2 separate regions of the Homo sapiens genome follow, and region 1 is linked to region 2. A link is a loop called in an ENCODE intact Hi-C map of the cell type or tissue named here. Cell type or tissue: dorsolateral prefrontal cortex. All regions are shown on one strand. Links, peaks and the distances in the headings refer to the core of each region. The heading gives the core; the rest is flanking DNA.

Region 1 (2,500 bases), core at 1-2,500, 710 kb before region 2:
AGTCCCAAGCCCAGTGTTGAAAGGGGTAGAGCCAGCTGTACTTCTAGGGGCAATTCTCTCCCTGCCACCCAGAAGGAATTTGGCAATCCAGTTTCTGAAAGGAAAGAGTGTTTTGAAATCATTTTTGTAGCAAAAGCATGTATAATACTTGGAGAATAATTGTAATTCACAAGGTTGGGACGAAAGGAACACAGATGGTGAAGTCTGGGAAACCTGACTCACAGTTTTTCAGAGAGTAGAAGAGGGGGAAAAGGTAAAAAGAGGGAAGTCAACCTACCAGAAACAGGGCCACTGCAGTGCCCAGGATGAAACCAGCAATCACGTCCGAGCAGTGGTTCCGATACTCAGAGACCCGGTTGAGGCCTGTCAGGAAGGCTGTGCAGAGAGTTCCGAGGCACAGCACCGGCTTGGCCAGTCGACTGCTCTTCGTCTTGATTGTGCTTGTAATATACATCTGGAATAGGACAGAGGCCAGGGAGTGACCAGGCAGCTGCCTTGTGCTATGAGTACACATGCAAGCAAGCAGGTACATACACCAGCATACACAAGCAGGGGCTTGTGTCAAAGCAACCACACTAACTAGTATTCCTTGAACAACTCCATTAAGATATTTAATAAATTATTTAGGTAGGAAATCAGTGCAGCAAGAACAATGAACAGATGTACATTCTTCAGTCTTTTGTAATCTAGTGGACATGTCAACAGAAGTTATTAGTGACACAAAGAACGCATTAACGATTAGATTCAGAACATGCAGTTTTTATGTGACAAGTTTAAATATCATTTGGGGTATAAGAAATCCATATGAGAGTCTGAGATACCAAATAAACCTTCTATGGGAATGAAGCTTTTGGTGGAGAAGACCAGGTAGGAGAGTGACTGTAAGTGACCGTACATTTTATTTTTTGTGTCCCCAAAAGTTCCTAGTTGCTTTGTCACACCTTCAGGTGATTAATACCAACAAAGTGTTGACTGATGAGTTAGTTGATAGGCTGAATTAGAACCTCCCAACAACTGCATCACATAAATAGGTTTCAGCTGTGCTAGTAAATTGACTCATACATTCCTCAGGACAGCTGTGATCAGCTTTATTCATTCATTTACTCCACTGTTTCTTAAAATATTAAAATTTTCTGTGTGTTCCACAAGATACAAAAGGTCAAGAAGACCTGAGCTAAGTAAAAGATGATACACGTTATGACACCTGAGATGTAGGCGGCTGTTATTAGTTTGTTGTGAGGTGCTGGGTAAGACTCTGACGTTTTACAGGTTCAGTTAGCAAATGTGTCCCTGGTGGTTTAGAGTTAGGAAGCCATGCCTTTTTCATGTAAGTACACTTTTTTAGCTAACCTTTGGTAGTAGTTACAAAACACCACTAGAGGGCACCATTGGTCTATCATTTCTTAACAAATGTGCTATGTGAGCTTAGCAATTCTAAAAAATAATATGCTGATACTTATATAGTATGTGTATATGGCCTGAGCACATATAAGTTAAAATAGACGCATTTTACAGTATTACAATAGAAATTCTTAATATTCTAGAATGATACCTCAACACTGGTGAGAATACCAGAAGATAGGAATCTCTTCTATATAACAGATTCCCTATAAAACTGGTTACATCACAGTTACATAAATTACAGCATATTATTACACTATTTTCAGACTCTGGTAAATGTTACTTAAAACCTATGCTGCATATATTCAGTTGTTCATGCTATTATGTTTTCCAATTATATCTGTCATAAATCTTTCCTATAAGAAAGATTAAAAACTATTAAAAGCATGAGCCTATGGTTAGTTGGTATTCTTCATAGTATTAACCAGTACTTAGGAAATCCTTGTTGAGTAATTTCTGAAAGCATTTGACATGTAATAGCGGCTCAGAAGATTTATGCAATTGGAATCTTATATCAGGGTTTATCTGACTATAGTCTGTGAGGCATGATTTGAATTGGATAACATCTGAATCCTTGAGAACATGTTATAGTCACATTTATTCTGTGTGAGCTGATGATATTTACTTCTTTCTTGCCCAAAGAACTTCGTATCTCATTTGTTGAGACAGTAGTTTATTATAAGTAACAGAATAATTTTTATAATGGTACTATAAAAATTAATTTCACACAGCAATGACTTGAGTCTGATAAAAAATACAGGAAAAGGCACAAGAATACATTGTTTAGGTTCTAGATAATTAGGAAAAATCAACATTCTGAAAATTTGAAAATATGTTGGATACTTCAGAGGGCTTTATTTGTTTAAAAAAAATACCTGCATAGAGGTTTTTTGGTTTGGTTTTGTTTTTGATAAAGCAAAGACATTTAACTGAGCTATAATCTGTTTTGTAAATTGAGGCTTCTGTGTTATTTGCATCCTTGTTTCTTTAATGTGGGGACAGCTGAAGTCCTTTTTTTCACATACTCATGTCACATAGTTGGTGGTTGACAAAATAACCCTATCGATGTGATCCTGTAAATGGGACACAAAGGCACTAT
Region 2 (10,500 bases), core at 4,589-7,088:
TGTATCTATATATCTAGGAGAACCCTAATATATCTTTCATCATATATATATATATATGTAACATCCAATCAAGTAGAACATACATGTAACATCCAATCAAACAAGCATCCAAATCAAGTAACCCACCCCCATCCTCTGATCCTTAATAAAAACCAATGGAATATATATATAATCTCCATTCATGCCCCATCTACCCTCTCCTCTTTTCCATCCTTCACAGTTAAACATCTCCAGAGAGTTACATACCTTAACAATCTATTCATCACCATCCACTCTTTCCAATCTGGATTCTACTCTTACCAGTTCCCTATAACAGCTGTAACTAAGATCAACAATGATCACCATGTCAAAATCCAGTTAGAATGGAAAACTAGAAAAATATCCTCAAGGAGATTAAATTGATCACCTTGTCATGATTGTCCATCTTCCCTTAGAAAAAACTGTAAATATAGAAATTATAGAAACTGTCACCTTATCACAAAAACTCTATCCAAAAATAGTTTGTAGTCACATTTATGGAGTAACAACAAAAATTTAGCAAAGCTAAGTACTAAAAGTAGATCTTAAGAAAATTTTGTAATACATACAGCTTGCTAAGGAAAACCACAGAGTTGTACTTGTTTTAATCTTTTTCTTTAATAACTTTCACATGGTAAAAATGCCTGCTTGTTCAATAACTAAAACAAAAGGTATACAAAGAAAACAATCATCCAAATCAAGTAGCCTGCCCCCATCCTCTGATCCTTAATAAAAACCAGTGGAATATTCTTCCACATCTTCCTCCCAGTCACAAAAACATACACAAGCATGTAAATACATACATAGGGGTTTGGCTTGTTTGCTGGTTAGCTATTTGGTCAGTGTGCTTGGGTGGTTGGTTGCTTGGTTTTCTTCAATATACTTTATTTTCTAGAATAGTTTTAGGTACACAGAGAAATTGAGTAGAAAGTACACAGAGTGCTCATATGCTCTCTTCCTCCCACCCCAACATCACTTCCCCCACTATCAGCATCCAGCACCAGAGCGGTCCATTTGTTATCATCAATGAACCTACATGGACACATCATTATCACCCAATGTCCATAGTTTATATTAGGGCTCACTCTTGGTATTATACATTCTATGGGTTTTGACATACATAATATCATATCCACAGTTATAGTATGGTACAGAATCATTTCTTGACCCTAAAAATCCTCTGTGCTCTGCTTCTTCATCCCCCCTGCCTCCTAAATGCTGGCAATCACTGATCTTTTTACTGTCTTTATAGTTTTCCTTTCCAAAATGTCCTACAGTTGGAATTATACAGTATGTAGCCTTTTCAGATTGGCTTCTTTAATAAGCCTTCAAGATTCTTCCATGTCTTTTCATAGTTTGGTAACTTACTTCCTTGTACGATTAGGAGGACTCTACTGTCTAAAAACAATGGAATAAACAATGGAATAATATTCCATTGTCTGGATGTATCACAGTTTGTCAGTTCACCTAGGAAGGACATCTTGATTACTTCCAAGTTTTGACAAATATGGATAAGGATGAGAGCTATATACAACCATCTGCTGGTTTTGTGTGAACCTAGGTTTTCAACTCATTTGGAAATACCAAGGAATGCAACTGCTGTCATGTATGATAACAGTATCCCAGCTGTCTTCCAAAGTGGCTGTACCATTTTGCATTTCCACCAGCTATGAATGAGAGTTCCTGTTGCCCCATGTAAGTTTGTTTTTATAGAAATAAAATAATTCTACACACATTACTCTACATCTTCCTTTTTTTTTAAACACAAATCATGGATATCCCATAAACCACTGATAAAGACTACATTCTTTTGTCTTAATAATTTTTTGCATATATATTTTACATATATGTATGCTTTTATACATCTGTATAATTTTATATATATGTATGATTTTATATATATATGATAGCATACGTATTTTCAAATTCTAGCTCCTTCATTTTACTGTGAGCAAATTAAAATCTCAATGTCTTCATTTTCTCATCTCTACAATAAAGATAATTTGGTGAAGGTTTATTAAGATATATAATATGTTTATAATTATACCAGATATACTAAACACTAATGTTATTATTGTAGGAAAAAGGTTATTAAAGACATTGAAATGAGCCAGAGAAATTACTAAGTGTCTGTCTAGCACACCCTTCCAGGTTATATTAACCTTTCATCATCTTTGAGCTATTTTACAACTCTGTAAGTTGTAGAAAATAGAAAACAATGTAAATTATTTCTGTCCATAAAAATGTAAATTAATTTTCTCTAGAACATCATTGATTTTTCCCTCATAGATAGATCTGTTTTACATCTATTTGTAAATTCATTCCAGTATTCTTTATTTTCCTATATAATGTGTGGTTCTTTTAATTTCCCTTTGAACCAACTGTAACATTTTAACTGCCTCCTTCATTAATTAATAAGTTAAATAAACTCTTTATACATGTTCATTTTATATCTGTATGAAAGTCATGATTTTATATATTTTTAATTGCCCTTCAACACTATTATTATAGTGGTTTCTTTTTCAAGGAATGGTTGTGAATCAAAATGTTACACCCACTTTTTTATATGTACAAAAGCAAAGATACTCTCATAAAGGCAAGTGTGCAGAAAATGTGTGAAATATATAACACAAATACCTTCATTGTTTAAAGTGCTTGAAGAAATCAGCATGCTGAAGCATAAATCAACATTAAGAACCCTGCAACAACCAAGAACTGGAGTTAAACACTAAAATCCCATAAATATGTATCATGTAAATAATTATAGCCATACATTACAAACAAAGGAAAAAAGGTTCTGAAATAACATATAATATTTTTAAAATACATTTAACTACAATATATGTCTCTAAAACCCTTCCATGCCCAATCCTTTGGTAGATAGGAAATCTGATTGCATAATTACTTTGGACTATAAAAAAGAGATTCCCCTATATGCCTGAAAAACTTTCTACAAAAAAGGCACCATTAAGGGGAGGATAGACAGCCTGCCTGCTTTGTTCTCACAAATATTCATGAGCACAGAATTCTCCTTCTGGCAGCTTCTTTCTGCAGACCTTGCCGGGGAACAGACCCTCTTGTTGAGCCATAGCAATCATCTGCCTAAACTAAGGGGACCTAACAGGGTCCAGCTAATCTCTTATCTGTGTATGCTCAAAGATAATTGGCTTGATTCTGATTTGCCTGTTTTTATAAGAACACTAAGAAATGGTAAGGAATATCCATTACCTCCTCAAAATGTTTGGCAGGAAGAGGTTCTGAATAAAGTGGATTTAAAGTGGATTATGTAAAATTTGCAAAATGAATTAACCTTATTCCGACTCAGCAATGTCTGAGTACTTACAAATTCATAAATAAGCACACCATCCATGCCAAGAATACTTTTTGAATGAAAGGTAAATAGCTATAGAAGTACAGGGCCTTTGATCAGTATCTTGACAAATGAAGTACTGTAGTCCCCCCCTTATCTGCAAGGGATGCATTCCAAGATCCCCTGTGGATGCCAGAAATCATGAATAGTACTGAACCCTATATATCCTATCTTTTTTCCTATACATACAATAGAGTTTAATTCACAAATTATGCACTGTAAGAGATTAAAAACAATAATATAGTAGAACAATTATAACAATATACTGTAATAGGCCAGGCACGGTGGCTCATGCCTGTAATCCAGCATTTTGGGAGGCCAAGATTACTTGAGGATGGATTACTTGAGGCAAGGAGTTCGAGACCAGCATGGCCAACATGGCAAAACCCCATCTGTACTAAAAATACAAAAATTAGCCAGGCGTGATGGTGCACACCTGTAATTCTAGCAACTCAGAGGCTGAGGCACAAGAAATCGCTTGAACCCAGGAGGTGGAGGTTGCGGTAAGCCAAGATTGTGCCACTACACTCCAGCTTGGGTAACAAAGCAAGATTCTGTCTCAAAATAAATATATATGTGTGTGTGTGTGTGTGTGTGTGTGTGTGTGTGTGTGTGTGTACATACTGTAATAAAAGTTATGTGGATATGCCCTCTCTCTAAATATCTTACTGTACTATACTCACCCTTCTTGTGTTGATGTGAAATGATAAAATGCCTACATGATGAAATGAAGTAAGGAAGCAGGACAGCGTGAGATTTCATCATGCTACTAGCACAGTGCTCAACTTAAAACTTATGAATTGTTTGTTTCTGGAATTTTCCATTTAATATTTTTGTACTGTGGTTGACCACAGGTAACTGAAACTGCAGAAGGCAAAACTACAGATAAGGTGGGAATACTGTAATTAGTATAACAGTGACTTACTAGTCCCGCTGTGGGAAAGTATGCTAAGAAACTATAAGGAATTCACATCATATAGGCCCATTTTTTCCCACTTAAAAGAGAAAAAGATATAGCACACTTGAATATTTAATTCCTGAAATGAATTTATAAATATAATTCTGATTTATATTTCCATTTCTAAGAAACCTTAAGAATCTATATCATTCTACCCAGAACGTTTGCTTCCCAGAAGGAAATCAAGTCTTTCCCCAAAAGGGTCAAATCACTATTTTTCATGAAAAGTCAGTTAAATGCTAACCAGATATTAAGGCTTCTAAAAAGTTTATATCCATCTAGACCAGAAGTTCACAAACTTTGTCTTTATAGGGTCAGATATTATTTTTGGCTTTGCAGAACATATGGTCTCTGTCGTAATGTTAGAGGCATTTGAACCAGAGCAACTCCATCTTGAATAGGGGCTGGGTAAAATGAGGCTGGGACTCGCTGGGCTGCATTCCCAGGAACTTAGGTATTCCTAGCCTCCAGATGCTTATGGTTAAGGGAACAAATTGGTAACATCTACTAAACAGACCTAGACTCAGGAATGTCCTGATATCCCAATATCTTGAGAACAGAAGCATTCGTAATTTTGCTTTAAAGATAATAATATCAATTGCTGCAAAATATAGTAATTAAGAAAATTAATCCTTTATCACAAACTGTATTAGTCCATCTTCACATTGCTGATAAAGACATGCCTCAGACTGAGCAATTTATAAAAGAAAGAGGTTTAATGGACTTACAGTTCCACATGGCTGGGGAGGCCTCAAAATCGTGGCGGAAGGCAAGGAGGAAAAGTCACATCTTATGTGGATGGTAGCAAACAAAAACAGAGCTTGTGCAGAGAAACTCCCATTTTCAAAACCATCAGATTTTGTGAGACCCATTCACTATCACAAGAACAGCATGGGAAAGATCTGCCCCATGATTCAATTACCTCACCAGATCCCTCCCACAACATTTGGGAATTCAAGATGAGATTTGGGTGGGGACACAGAAAAACCATATCACAAACCCTTGTAGTAGAACGCCTCTCCCCATAATATAAACAAGAAGTGTACCTAGTTGGGTGCATCCCTCCTCTTGCTTTCGGGAATGCCCTGCTCTGCCTATGGAGTAGCCATTCTTTATTCCTTTACTTTTTTAATGAACTTGCTTTCACTTTTCTCTATGGACTCGACTGGAATTCTTTCCTGCATGAGATCCAAGAATCCTCTCTTGGGGCCTGGATTGGGACCCCTTTCTGGTAACAATAATTATTCATAGTTGTGCAAAAGACTTAAGATATGCCAACAAATGGGCATGGCTGTGCGCCGATTAAACTTCATTCACAAAAGCAGGTAGAGAGAGAAATTTAGCCCTAGGGCCATTGTTTGCTGACCTCTTTCTCTAGGCCTTTCTTTTAGAACTCACAGTTCAAAAACTGTGTGTGACACAAAGTGTCACAAAGTGACAAAACAAAGTGTGAGACAAAGAGCAGTGAATATTATATTCCCTATGTGTCCCTATTTTCAGAGCACAGGGTTCTTGTGCTTTCCCTAAAACTGTTTCCTAAATCATGCAGTAGCCTCTCAAGCAAGCAGAAGAGAAGCTGTCTTGCTTGACAGTATTCCATACAGTTCCTCTGGGTCAGTGAAGAAGTGAAGATGCAGAGGATGTTTTCAGAGAAGTCTTCTGTATTAAGTGACTCAATCACACTCACTTCAAAGAGATCTCCCGACTCAAAGGCATTTTAACCTGAAGTGCCACTTCTTTCTCAAAGGATATCAAGTACCAGAGTAGCTTAGCCTGCCATCTTGTGGCAAATTGGAATATGGACAGGAAAATCACTGGACCAAGACTGGAACAAGCTGGAATACCTGCTTTGTAACAGGCTCTTTGTAACATATGCTAGACACAGGGGCTCTACAGGGAGGCAAGAAAGCAATAGTCCCTTGCCCTCAGGGAGCTTACAACTGTAGAAGAAAAGATAGATATTAATCCGAAAAATTACACGAACATATATAAAATTACAGCTGTGAAAAATGGTCTGAAGGAGCTGTCCATCATGCTTGGAAAGTGGATAAAGTGGATTCAGCCTAGGCAGGAAAGGTGGAGAAGACATCCCTGAGAATAAGACGATTCAACTGAGGTCTGAGATGAGTAGGGATTTGCCAGGTGAACAAGTGAGAGAAGATGACTCCAGAGAGAGAAGCAGTAACTGTAAAAACCATGTGGTGGAGAAAAGCTAGGGGGGACTCTGGTATGAGATAAGGCCAGGAGGTAAAGAGGGGCCAGATGGTGCAGGGCCTCAGAAGGCATAAAAGGAGGTGTTTTTTATTTATCCCATAATCAGAGTGAACCTATAAAACAGTTTATGCAAGGCAGAGTGACAGAATCAGGTTTACATTTCAAAAAAGATCACACCCTGTATCAGTCAGGGTCCAATCAGGAAACAGAAACTATGCAGCAATTTGAACAGGGAAAATTTAACATCAAAGATTATTAGCTTTTTAACAGGAAATTGGAGTCACAAGGGATGGTCTGTGGGAAATAAAGAAAACTGGAGACAAGAGAGAGAAAGAATTCCAAGCATAGCCGATACAAGGAACTGCCACTAACCGAGGAGGAGCCTCCTACTGAGATCTGGAGCTTGTTGGAGACGCCATGGCCGTGGCTTACTGGACAACACAGAAGTCTCAGTGGTGGAACTTACTGAAAAATGCACCCTCTAGGGTACCAGGGAAAGCCATTCAAAAGGAGGTAACTCTCCAGAGACACTCCATAATGAAACTGCCCAAGAGCATGCCACAGGAAGCTTCTGGCCACTGGGTGCTGCTGGCCATGATGCACTACAGGAGCTGGGCTTAGGAGCCTGGCACCTGTGAAGCTGCCCACAGGAGGTGGGCCCTGGGAAATCTATGCACACTGCAGGAGGCTGCAGAGAGCCAGAGAGCCATACAGCCCAACTAGGAGAGAAAACTCCTTCCTCCTCCAGTGTCTCTCCAGTGCCCTCTGCTGACAAAGCTTAGCAACATGCCAGGTGGCAAAGGAAACATATTTAAAGGGCCCAGCCAAAGAAGGCAATGCAGAGTGGATTTGAAACTGAGGGGCCATAAATTGATAACCAGTAAACATTGGCCTCTTATATGGAGAGCTTTCTAGAAGAAGAGTAAAAGTGGATGCAAATAAACCACTTAGGGGGTGCTTAAGTAGCCCAGGAGAGGGAAGAAAAGGAGATAATAACCTATAGGTTCTGGAGCAAATACATGAGCAAGTTCCCAATGGATTATGGGAAGGACACCAAATAGCATGGCTTATGTCCCTGTGCTCACTGACCTTGCAGAAGAGCTGCCTCGAAAAGTATGGCTAAGAGACCAAGGAGAGTCAGCTGTCATACACGGGTCGTAAGACAAGAGATTGGCAGCACCAGCTGTGTGGAGTCCATTCTTTGTATACAAAAGGCAAAGGAGTAGTGTTGCTCCCAAGAGACAGACTTGCCAGGCTTAACAAGAACATCAGTTCCAACAAAAGCCACTCCCTAATCCATGCAAACAAACACTGTCAAAGCCAGGCCCACAAGGGCAGGCCTTTGGATCTAAAAAATTACTAGACAACAGCGAGCATGGCTTGTGATAAGGCCTTTTGGCTGACAGCCAGCAATCCTGGCCTTTTGGGGCTTCATACAGGCCTTCGAGCTACCTGCTATCTCAAGAAAATGGGTGGAGGGGAGTCCAGGTGAGGAGATGAAATGTCACAGCATGTCTCTGAGTCATCTCTCACGTCTCCCAAACATTAAATCGCCAAGTGGCAGAACCTGAGCTCCTACTGAGAAGCCAGGGTTAACGTAAATTTATCAACAACTATAATTTACTAAACACAAAAATAAGCGTTTAGAATGGCTTCCTCTAGGCAGTGGAACCGTGGCTGGAGACAGAAGTAGGGCAAATGACTACTGACGATTGCTTTTTAAATAAACCCTTTGGCATGGTTTAATTTTTTTTAAGACTTCACTGAAGGTGGAGAGTTTACAATTGGATAGAGAAAGTTGTTATATGATTTTGATATTGGACTGGAATTTTCATAACTCAAATAAGATTACTTTGGGTCTAAAAGTAACTAGAAAAATTTTTATTATCTGAGAGTGACGAAAGAAGTTGTAAGAATATGCCTGAGATGGTCAGTGGGAAAAGAACAGTTTCCCTCTCCTGATACTCCTCTGAATTCAGCTCTCTCAATATAATGGCACACATAGGAAGTGTGCTGAGAAAGAATCGCTTAGAATTGAGTTCTGCTGGTTGGTGGAACCAGGATTTCGACAAATCTGAATGTAGGGGTAGTCGTGGTTTCTAAGAGTTGAGTAAGCTCTTTTGTTCCATGAAAGTGTTGCCTGCTTGTAGGTTGGTTTGCATAATGCTGCAGTACCAAACTAAAATTCTTCTCATTTGGAAGTGTGAATCCATATCTCAGAATCAGTAGTGAAACAGACCATCCTGGTGGATTTGCAAAGCAGGACTTGGCTAAAACCTTGAATTCATTATCTGTCCATAAAGAAGATATGAGGTCAAAGAATAGAGATGGGAAGAGAGGTCAAGTGAGGATCCTTTGGAGAGATCTGCTGAACCCGCAACCAAAGGAGGTGGTGTGAGGGGCCTGCTTCTAACCTCAAGCTTACCAAAGAGGGCCTCTGAGGGACCACTCAGGGAGCTTGCAGTCCAAGGGATGCAGTGCACTGCTGTTTGATTCCCATCCAAGAAATCTGGAGGCACAATGGTGCCTTTCAGGTGTGGCAAATTCTGAAGGCTGATTTTTTTTTTCTTGTGGAGCCCTTTCAAAGTTTCCTCAAGCAATGCCTCCCCTCCAGCGGACTCCTGACGACAACCCCCTCAACTTACGCATCTGACAGTGAGGCCCCAATCCCCTTCTGCTGAGCTCTCACCTTCGAGAGGAAGTGTCTTAAGGAGAATTTTTTTCCAAGTAGCCAACTCCCTACCACTGACCCGCTTGGCCCAGGAAAAACTCAGTCATCATTGCCCTCTTGTCATCATATGGACAATTTGTTCGTAAGTCTAATTCAACCAACGAGACAGAAACTGCAAAGCTTAAACAGCTCAGTCGCCAGCCATAAATAAAACAGTGCCAGGAGAGAATAATTTTTCAACTATAAGGAGACCAAGACAAGGGAATAATTTACATTTCTGGTTTGCGTGAGTGGAGCTGCGAAAATAGCCCATCATATGTACATCACTATATTTTAACAAATTTCCTATTGGTAGACGGCTAGACTGCGACAGGAATTAACAGGAATTCCTACAAAACAAACCGGACTCAAGCCGGGCGCTGAACCTGGATGCTGACGGAGACGGGAAGAGAACACCCGCCCCGCAGACCTCGGCGCCTGCGCCGGCTCTGCACCGGCTCTCCGCGGCGCGCATGCGTTACGCCATTAGCGCTTTTCATGTGGCTCCTCCCCGGCCCCGGCGCGCTTACTGCGGGAAATGCAAAATTCCCTCCTCCTGCCCGCGGAGCCGGTTTCAAGAGAGCGAGCGGTGGGTTCTGGAACCACCCTGTCCTGCCGGAAGCGTACGCTCCCCCGCCTACCTGGGGACTGGGCGGGGCTCCAGGGAGAGAGGCCAGGCCTCCGCAGCCCCACCAGCTCCGGCCAGGTGCGTGGTATTCGAGAGTAGATTTGTTGTGAGGGTTAAAGTACTTAAAGTTCCTTGCCTTAAATAAAGAGCATAATAAATTGTGGCTGTTGTTACCTGCTTCCGTCACTTCTGGCGCCTGAGATTTGGTTCTTCCTCTCCAGGATTAATTTTGTTTGCTCAGTCTTCTTCCACCTGCTCAAGAATTTTAACCAGTTGCCACACCTGCGGCCTTCGCTTTACCCCTTCTTGGCTGGGCCTTCTCCTTCAGCTCATCTCCCCCATCATTTACAAATACCCTCCTGTTTTCTGTGCTCTGTCCCTACCTACCTCTCCTGTCCCCATCTCATGAGCGTTATCAAAGGTTATCACATTTGTCTCTTCTCCTCCCACCCCATCTCCCCAACTCACTGGAATCTGGCTGCTTCTACCCACTCCACTCAAACTGCTCTCAGCAAGGTCCTCAGCGACCTTGTCATGCACCCCAATGAACACTTTTCCATGCTGCTCTCTCTGCAGCTCCTGACACATCTATCTGAAACTGC

Evidence for each region. A loop is a pair of places that touch in the nucleus more often than their neighbours do. Peaks named below come from ENCODE experiments on the same cell type or tissue, not always from the same donor. Only the 100,000 strongest peaks of a DNase experiment are listed, where the experiment ranks them.
Region 1: a loop joins it to region 2, with 9 times the contacts of the local background. A loop is called at or near these places in 72 of 110 quality-filtered maps.

Annotation. Positions count from the first base shown.
Region 1 is chr9:101,310,752-101,313,251 of GRCh38, reverse strand. PLPPR1 (phospholipid phosphatase related 1) reads right to left here. Exons shown (of 8, transcript NM_207299.2): 6 at 278-454. Among named protein-coding and RNA genes, the nearest start is that of BAAT, 73 kb to the left of the region's middle. In dorsolateral prefrontal cortex, for the core only: CTCF peaks have their summits at 1,191 and 1,391 (motif pointing right); no DNase peak of the experiment used is centred there; H3K27ac peaks cover 2,089 bases.
Region 2 is chr9:100,598,164-100,608,663 of GRCh38, reverse strand. No RefSeq gene overlaps it. Among named protein-coding and RNA genes, the nearest start is that of CAVIN4, 25 kb to the right of the region's middle. RefSeq lists an enhancer at 9,623-9,917. In dorsolateral prefrontal cortex, for the core only: CTCF peaks have their summits at 5,915 and 6,119 (motif pointing left); a DNase peak (open chromatin) is centred at 6,136.